Linked DNA regions of Homo sapiens: region 2 is linked to region 1. A link is an interaction called in ENCODE POLR2A ChIA-PET data of the cell type or tissue named here. Cell type or tissue: Caco-2. All regions are shown on one strand. Each heading gives the region's core, and the rest is flanking DNA. Links, peaks and the distances in the headings are about the cores only.

Region 1 (4,863 bases), core at 350-4,349:
TATGATCCTGTTTATAAAGGGGCCTCAATCTTTGCTTCAATTCACTGTGGCTAGCGTAACAGATTTATGTTTTACTCATAGCTCGTGACAATGCAGGCAGGGATGAGCCCATTTGAATCACCATCCTCAAAAAGAATCCATATGCTGGCAGCGAGTGACTCCTCCTGCAGCTGGTCATGTATCAGAGTGTTGTGTGAGGTAATCCCCTCACTTCCTCACACTGATTTCTGATACCTCTGGTCCTTCCACAAGTCACAGAAATGCCCCCATCTTCTGGCTGTGTACACGTGCTCATACACCACCCCTGCCTCCATGACAGAATGTAGAAAAGTTTTCTTGTGTGGTTCTATAGCCAAATAAGTCCCTTTCATGCTATTCAAATAGGGTTTCATAGTGCTGCACTCAGTTCTATTTTTCTTTTAAAATGATCAAGGTTGACTAAATGAAAGGCATTTCAGGATTTTTAGTTCCTAGAAAGCAGATGGTTTATATATCAATCTCCTACTCTTTAGTAGCAAAGATTCTACAACTGCACATACAAACTTCAAGAATTCCAGGCAATCCTAAAGGTTTTCCTGGGCCAAGCCTCTGTGCAGAGGTATGTTTTTAACCATCTCCAATGGGATTTTCAGTATTTTCAGCATTGACTCAACTCCAGTCAACAGCGATATCAAAACAAGTGAACATCAAGTCTGAAAAGAAAGTCTGAATACTGTTATCCAATCACAAAAAAGACGGGTGATGTGAATGTGTGTTGCTCTTTAAAGTTGGTTATTTTAAGTCAAATCCACTCACCTTTCAATATAATCAGTAACCTTCATAGCTTGGGGCTGCCTGGGCTTCAGACAGCAGAGTTAGAGAAAACAGAACAGTGATTTGTGTGTTTGGCTTTGGAGCAATGCAATATGCAGTTCAAATTCAACCTCATTTCATTAACTCTGTAACTGAAGTACCTGATAGCAACTACCAAAACTAACATGTAGAAAATAAACTTTATTTCACCCAAGAGTTCAGTTCACTGACATCGAAAGGCTTCAGAGATTTGGATCACATGAATATAACATGAGAGCTTTACAATTTTTAAAAACAAGTATGTTTAGAATAGGGATGAACACTATTCTGTCAGCATCAAGAATCATTTCTAATTCTTGTAGACTCTTTTCCATGATAAGATCAATGTAATTTGTAACAAATTACCCTTGGGTTGAGTCCTTGGAGAAAGCTGGACTCATTTTTAAAAAGAGAATGAAAATTAATTTCAATCAAAGGCACTTAAGGCTTTTATTTATACTTTGCATTTGTTTTAGGGAATTTTTGTACGTTTATCAATAGTCCTTTATTACAATATTTTATCCTTTGAGGTTAAAAAAACAAAACAAAAAACAAAACAAAACAAAAAAACCTGGCTGGGCATGGTGGCTCACGTCTGTAATCCCAGCACTTTGGGAGGCCAAGGCAGGCAGATCTCTTGAGGCCAGGAGTTCAAGACCTGCCTGGCCAACGTGGTGAAACCCCATCTCTACTAAAAATACAAAACATTAGCTAGGTGTGGTGGTGTTCGCCTATAATCCCAGCTACTCGGAGGCTGAGGCAGGAGAACTGCTTGAACCTAGGAAACGGAGGTTGCAGTGAGCTGAGATCATGCCACTGCACTCCAGCCTGGGCAACAGAGCCAGACTCTGTCTTAAAAAAGGCAAAAAAGCTAATATTCAGTAATACGTGCTTAATACAAACCTTAAAGTTCCCATATAAACCTGGAATCAATTCTAGGAAAGACACATAAAATATGGTGATTATATTTTATTTCACTCTGCTGTGGGAAGAGGCTGGGATAATGTTTAAATTAAAACAAAAGTGACAATACCCCTATGAAGGAGACCAGGTCAACATAACCGGCTGGCATCATGTTTATCTTCTCAGCATTTAAAACACACACACACACACACACACACACACACACACACACACACACACACACAAACTTTTTGGCTCTACTTCTGACCTTGGCTTTTATATTGGTGTTCATTTGTTTTTCAGAGGGGCTTGGTTCTTTTATTTGAAGATACATCCTATTTGTTGGAAGAACTTCCATTAAATTATCTTGTCAGTTCTCACTAAATTTTCTTTTCACAGCTCTTGCTGTCTGGGTTATAAAAACCCATGGCAAACATGGGAGGCCCCAAAGGAATGTGTGCTGGGATCCTCTTGAAATATTATTGCCCTGGATCCTTTGAGCTCTTTGAGTCCAGAAAGCAGCATGGAGAAGGAGGGCAAACCTGCATAGTTTCTCAGAATGGATGAGTTTTTCTTCAGAGTAGCCATGTAGAGCAGCTCAGGAAATGACTGCTCTTAAGCTGACAGGCTGGCAGAATATTAATAAATGCAAAATAAGCAACTGTCCTGCAAGTATTTCTTGGATGCTGTTTATACTTGATTTCTATCCAATGCTCTTTAGCACATCTTCTCAGAGTCTAGAAAGTTGTCTCCTTTTTCCCTCAAGCCAAATGGGTTACTGCTTTCAAGCTATTTTTGCTATGAAGACAACAATAACAAAACAGCTATGCCAAACTACTTCTTATTTTCAAAACCAGTTTGATTTCCTCTGACAAACCATCAGGCCAGTGTGACTTTGCATCACTGGATTAGGTTAGTGTAGGTGCTGTGGTTTGAATGTGTTCCCTAAAGCTTATTGGAAACTTAATCCCCACTGCAACAGCACTGAGAAGTGGGAGCTTTAACAGCTGAGCTGATTAGGTCTTGAGGGCTCCATTCCTTGTTACTGGGTTAATGTCATTATAATGGGAGTAAGTTAATCAGCCAGGGAGTGAGTTCCTGATAAAAAGATGAGTTCCCCAATTCCCCTCTTCTCTTCTGCAACAGACATGCTCTCTTGACCTTCTGCCTTCTCCCATGGGATGACTCAGCAAGAAGACCCTTGTTAAATGTGTGCCCCTCAGCCTTGGACTTAGCCTGCAGAACTGTAAGAAATAAATTTCTGTTCTTTACAAATTACCCACTCTCAGGTATTTTGCTTATTTATAGCAGCACAAAATGGACTAAGACAGAGTGTAACTAGATGTATGAGGAAATGACCTCTCTCTACATAGGCTGTCTATCTTTGGAGTACAGCTCCAGGTGGACAGTGGCATTGTTTAGGCTTGCTAGGAGGACAGCTAGGAGTGAATTAAAAAAATCCATTTTGCTTCTAAAACTAAAAGGGTCATTTTAATTAAAATAATACCATAAACATAATTTATATTAAAAACAAAGTCATATACAAATTAGAGAAAAATACAAAGAAATGCCATTTCCTAGGTTTGATTCGGGCATCTTCATTTCTAAAATTAACTATTCCTGAGTTCTGCTAATGTGTCCTGCCACAAGTGTAGGCATAAAAAGGTGAAGGAATTAAACTACCAGGCTCTGAATCAAGGGACTTGTTTAATAGAATTATGTATAATGAAGAATCCTACTCGCTTTGAATTCAACGTGGAAGTTATTCCTCCCACCAAAAGAAGCAGAGAGGGAAGGAACCTCCCAGAAAAGTCCAGGCAGAACTTACAAGTTTGAGCCATATGAAACAGGTAATATTTGACCATTTTTGCTGAAGAAACATATCAATTCCATATTGATTGACACAATAGAATCATCAACTTCTATAATGGGAGCTGTGGCCTTTTCCACTTTTTCCTTTCTCCTATATTTGAGCAGAAATTCCCAGAAGGGAGTAAAACTTGCTCTACCTATAGAATAGGCAAGAAATTGTTTTCTCTTCCTCCATCCTTCTGCAATATCAAAAAATATCTTTAAGTATTCAAGAGACGTGAACATTATTCCTATTCTCTCCTGGGATTCAGCCATCCAGCCTTCTTTACCCCAGTGGGCCTCAAAGTTCTCTCTCTCTCTTTTTTTTTTTTTTTTTTTTTTTGAGACAGGGTCTCCATCATCCAGGCTGGAATGCAGTGGTGCAATCACTGCAGGCTCAACTTCCCGGGCTTAGGTTATTCTCCCACCTCAGCCTCCTGAGTAGCTAGGACCACAGGTATGTGCTGCCACACTAGGCTTTTTTTTTTTTTTTTTTTTTTTGCATTTTTAGTAGAGATGGGGTTTTGCCATGTTGTCCAGGCTGGTCTCAAACTCCTGGACTCAAGGGATCTACCTGCCTTGGCCTCGAAAAGTGCTGGGATTACAGGTGTGAGCCACCACGCTCAGCCCTTAAAGTTCTCTCTTAATTAATCCTCCTAAGTTTGCTGGGGCAGAGGGAGGGTGGGGCGGATATGGGAGTACTTTATATGTATAAAATTTTGCCATAGGGTAGGTTTTAATTCTCAGTTCTTATGTTTTCATAATTTCTTGGAGTAAAGAACTCCTTCAGGTATTGTTCATGATATATATCTATAACCTCAACTGACTATCTCAATTAAGATTTTGGTACACAATGAGTGTAGGCCACATAATCCTCATCCCTTACGGAATGCTGTTTAGTGAGTGTTATACCTGTCTAGGCATGTTTCTTGTTACACTTATGTAAGTTTTAACTTTCTTGAAGGCTGTCTCAGAATATATTCCTATGGCTCAATGCCTTTTATGTTCTTGGCTTCCCGTCAATAGAGGCCATAGCAATGTGTGCTTGCTCACCTCATCTGCTGTTCAACTGAGCACACATTACCTGGCATGGGGAAATAACTTCAAATTTCTTCAGACAAAGGTCCAACAGGCCAGACAAGCTCATGGCTAGTTCCTTGACCTGAACAATCTTGTTATTTACAGAATCTCCAACATTCAAAATGGAGGAACTTCCAGCTCATGATTAAACTCTTTAGCATTCTTTCAACATTGGCACCATTATATATTTCGATTAAC
Region 2 (4,532 bases), core at 57-4,056, 53 kb before region 1:
TGTAAACACTTGAGGGGTGGTTCGGAGATTCTCTGGGACCCTTTTATTTTCTTATCTGCCTAGGCATTTGGCTGTCTCAGTGGGTGGGAAAGGGTGCTCCAGGCAAAGGGCATAACATGAGGCAAAGGGCATGCACAGAAAACAGTGACTGGTTCAGTCAGGTTGGGGGATGCCAAAGGAAGTAATGGGAGACAAGATTGGAGCAAGATAGATAAGAGATTGTGGATTTTTTTTCTTTTTTATCTATATAAATACAGAGACAGGGTCTCACTATGTTGCCCAGGCTGGTCTCAAACTCCTGGCCTCAAGTGATCCTCCCACCTCATCCTCCCAAAGTGCTAGGATTACAGGCATGAGGCACTGTGCCCAACCTCCAATTTTGGATTTTGAGAGCTAAAGCAATATAGTCGAAAACTCAGATAATCCAGGTAGATTTTGCTATTAGGTGCTATTTGGTTCCTGGTACAGAGCTAAAACCCTTGGAATTTCCTAAGTGATAAGAGCTACAGGAGCATCTTTTGTTATATGTTTCCCCCCCTAGTTCCTGAAATAGCTCTAGAGAAATACAGGTGAATAACATCCTTTGTTATTCATATCAAGCCCCTATCAACCATACCCCAGTTTCTATTTATGAAGTGGCTTTTGGGAAGTCCCTAAAGACAGGAGTGGGGAAAGGCTGGTTGTCAGGGGGATGGGTTGAAACTTTCATCTTCCCCCCTTGACCTCCAGGGAGGGATGAGTGGCTGAAAATTGTGTAAAATCAACAATGGCCAGTGATTTAATCAACCATGCCTATGTAATGAAGCCACCCGATAAGCCTTAACTGGAACTTTTTGGAGAGCCTCCAGGCTGGTGAAGACATTGAGGTGCTCAGAAGGTGGTATTCCAGAGAGAGCACAGAATCTCTGTTCCCCTTCCCACATTCATTTTGCTATGCATCTCTCCCATCTGGCTGTTCTTGAGAGGTATCCGTTTATAATAAACTGGTAACCTAGTAAGTAAACTGTTACCCTGAGTTCTGTGAGCCATTCTAGCAAATTATCAAACCTAAAGAGTTCATGGATACGTGCAATTTACAGATGCACAGTCAGAAGCACAGATGACAATCTGGGCTTGCCATTGGCATTTGAAGTGTGTTGGGAGGCAGTCTTACAGGAATGAGCCCTTATCCTGTGGGGTCTATGCTAATAACAGACAGTTGTCAGCATTGCTTGGTGTCGAAAACCCACATTGTTGGTGTCAGAAGTATTGTCAGTAGGATAGGGAAAACAGTTTGTTTTCTTTTTTTAGTGGTCTTTGGTCATCTTTAAGAGCAGGGCTTCTCAAAGTGTGGTCCTTGAACCAGCATCACCTGTACCACGTAAGAACTTATGAGAAATGTTCATTCTTGGGCCCCAACAAAGAATTAAAAATTCTGAGGGTGTGAACGGGGTCTGAGTTTCAGCACAACTTCCCGACCATGCTGATGCATTCTTGCCCAAGCATGAAAGCCCTCCCTTGTTTAAGAAGGCCATTAGGGCCGGGTGTGGTGGCTCATGCTTGTAATCGAGCACTTTGAGAGGACATAGTGGGAGGATCACTTGAGCCCTGGAGTTCTAGACAAGCCTGGGCAACATGGCAAAATGCTGTCTCCACAAAAATCACAAAAATTAGGTGGGCGTGTGTTGTGTGCCTATAGGCCCAGCTACTTAGGAGACTGAGGCAGGAGGATCGCTTGAGCCCAGGAGATTAAGGCTGCAGCGAGCTGTGATGGCACCACTACAGCCTGGATGACAGAGTGAGACACTGTCTCAAAAAAAAAAAAGAAAAAGAAAAAGAAAAAAGAAAGGAAAATGAAAAAGAACGCCATTAGGTATAAAGGAGCAATGGTAAAAGACCAGTTGCAAAAGGTTAGGGAATGGGTGGTTACTGAAATAAGAAGCTATGTAGAACACTAGTGTTGGTGGCAGGAAGTAGAAAGCAAGAGCACTGCTCTGTGGGGGATGGTCATAGCAAATGCAATATGGAGGCATTTGCCTCTGCACTGAGGAGAAAACTATCTTTTCCAAGATAGGAGGAAAGGAGATAAGTGGAATTAAAGAGAACCTTTGAGCACAGAGTTGGGAAACTGAAGGTATTTGTGTTGTGCTCCCTCAATCTTTTAATTCAACTATAAGCTAAACCCATGAAACTTGAGTAGTTTCAGTTATCTGACTTTTTTCTTCTCTTTTGATACAGTGTTGGCTATTCTGGGTCTTTTGCCTCTCTTTATGTACTTAAGAATCAGTTTGCCAATGTATGCAAAATAACTGGCTGGGATTTTGATTGTGATTGGCTTGAATCTATAGATGGAGTTGGGAAGGACTGACATCTTGACAATGTTGAAGCTTCCTATTCATCATTATGAAATATTTCTCCATTTGTTTGATTCTTTGATTTCTTTTATCAGAATTTAGTTTTCCTCATATAGTCTTTTAAAATATTTTGTTATATTTTGTTCAAGTATTTTGTTTTTGAGGAATGCCAATGTAAATGGTATTGTGATTTTAATTTCAAATTCCAATTTTTCATTGCTGTTATATAGGAAAATGATTTTTTTTGCATGTTAGCCTTATATCTTTCAACTTTGCTATAATCAATTATTGATAGTTTCAAGGATTTTTTGGTCAATTATTTTGAATCTTCTACATAGATTATCATCATCTGAACTTAGTTTTATTTCTTCCTTCCCAATCTGTATACCTTTATCTCCTTTTCTTATTTCATTAGCTAGGACTTCCAGTATGATGTTGAAAGTAGTGGTGAGAGGGGATATCTTGGTCTTGTTCTTGATCTTAGTGGGAAAACTTCAAGTTTCTTATCATTAAGTATGATTTTAGCTGGAGGGTTTTTGTAGAAGTTTTTTTTTTTTAAGTTGAAGAAGTCTCCTTCTATTTTTAGTTTGCTGATTTTTAAAAAGAATCAGGAATGGGTGTTAAATTTTGTGAAATGCTTTTCTGCAACTATTGATTTGAGCACTTTATTTTTCTTCTTTGGCTTGTTGATGTGAAGTACATTAATTGATTTTTGAATGCTGAATCAACCTTTTGTACCTGAGATTAATCCCGTTTGGTTGTGGTATATAATTATTTGTATACATGTTGAGTTCGATTTGCTAATACTTTTTGAGAATTTTTGCATTGGTGTTCATGAAAAAATATTGGTGTGTAGTTTTTTGTGACATCTTTATCTGCTTATGGTTTTAAGGTAATGCTGGCCTCATAGCATGAGTTAGGGAGTATTTCCTCTACTTTTACATTTGAGAAGAGATTGCAGAGAATTAGTAAAATTCCTACTTTAAATATTTTGTGGAATTCACCAGTGAACCCATCTGGACCTGGTGCTTTCTGTTTTGGAAGGTCATTAATTATTTTAAAATAGATATAGGCCTATTCAGATTACCTATTTTTTCTCATGCGAGTTTTAGCAGATTGTCTTTCAAGGAATTGGTCTATTTCATTTAGGTTATCAAATATGTCAACGTAGAGTTATTCATAGTATTCTTTTATTATCCTTTTAATGTGCAAGGGATCTGTAGTGATGTCCCCTTTTTTGTTTTATTGATATTAGCAATTTGTGTCACATCTTTTATTTTGCTTTGTTAGCCAGGCTAGAGATATCTCTATTTTTGATGTTTTTGATGAACCAACTTTTTGTTTTATTGATTTTCTCTGTTGATTTCGTGATTTCAATTTCATGATTTTTAAATTATGCTTACATTTGATTTAATTTGATCTTCTTTTGCTAGTTATCCAAGGTGGAAGCTTATATTGTTAAGATCCTTTTGCATTCTTATGCATTCAATGATGTAAATTTCCCTCTAAGCACTGCTTTTTCTGCATCTCACAAATATTCATGAGTTGTATTTTCATGTTCATTTAGTTTGAAATATTTTTAAATTTCTCTTGATATTTCTCTTTTGACCCATGTGTTACTTAGAAGTGTGTTGTTTAATCACCATTTTTAAAAATTTTCTAGCTATCTTTCTGTTATTGATTTCTAGTTTAATTCCATTGTGGTCTGAGAGCATATATTGTATAATTTTAATTTTTATAAAATTTGTTAAGGTGTGATTTATGGCCCAGAATGTGGTCTATCTTGGTGAATGTTCCATGTAAGCTTTGGAAGACTGTGTATTCTGCTATATTTGAATGAGGTAGTCTATAGACATCAATTATGTCCAGTTGATTGATGGTGCTGTTGAATTCAACTATGTCCTTACTGATTTTCCACCTGCTAGATCTGTCCATTCTTTGCAGAGGGACACTGAAGTCTCCAACTCTAGTAGTGAATATTCTATTTCTTGTTACAGTTTTATCAACTTCTGCTTCATGTCTTTTGATGCTTTGTTGCTAGAAACATACACATGAAGAATTGGTATGTCTTTTGGAGCATGACCCATTTATCCTCATATAATGCCCCTCATTATTTCCTCGCCCTGATGTCTGTTCTCTCTGAAAGAAATATAGCCTCTCCAGGTCTCTTTTGGTTGGTGTTAAAATGACTTAACTTTC

The links. Peaks named below come from ENCODE experiments on the same cell type or tissue, not always from the same donor. Only the 100,000 strongest peaks of a DNase experiment are listed, where the experiment ranks them.
Region 2: POLR2A ChIA-PET joins it to region 1 with 8 read pairs; 1 of 35 experiments calls an interaction of 5 or more read pairs at or near these places.

The regions. Positions count from the first base shown.
Region 1 is chr7:117,683,796-117,688,658 of GRCh38, forward strand. No RefSeq gene overlaps it. Among named protein-coding and RNA genes, the nearest start is that of CFTR-AS2, 39 kb to the left of the region's middle. RefSeq lists a silencer at 1-248. In Caco-2, for the core only: no CTCF peak of the experiment used is centred there; a DNase peak (open chromatin) is centred at 2,206.
Region 2 is chr7:117,630,766-117,635,297 of GRCh38, forward strand. The region is part of intron 22 of CFTR (CF transmembrane conductance regulator); the gene reads left to right. The region is part of intron 1 of CFTR-AS2 (CFTR antisense RNA 2); the gene reads right to left. Among named protein-coding and RNA genes, the nearest start is that of CFTR-AS2, 14 kb to the right of the region's middle. RefSeq lists enhancers at 1-661, 1-242, 1-29. In Caco-2, for the core only: no CTCF peak of the experiment used is centred there; no DNase peak of the experiment used is centred there.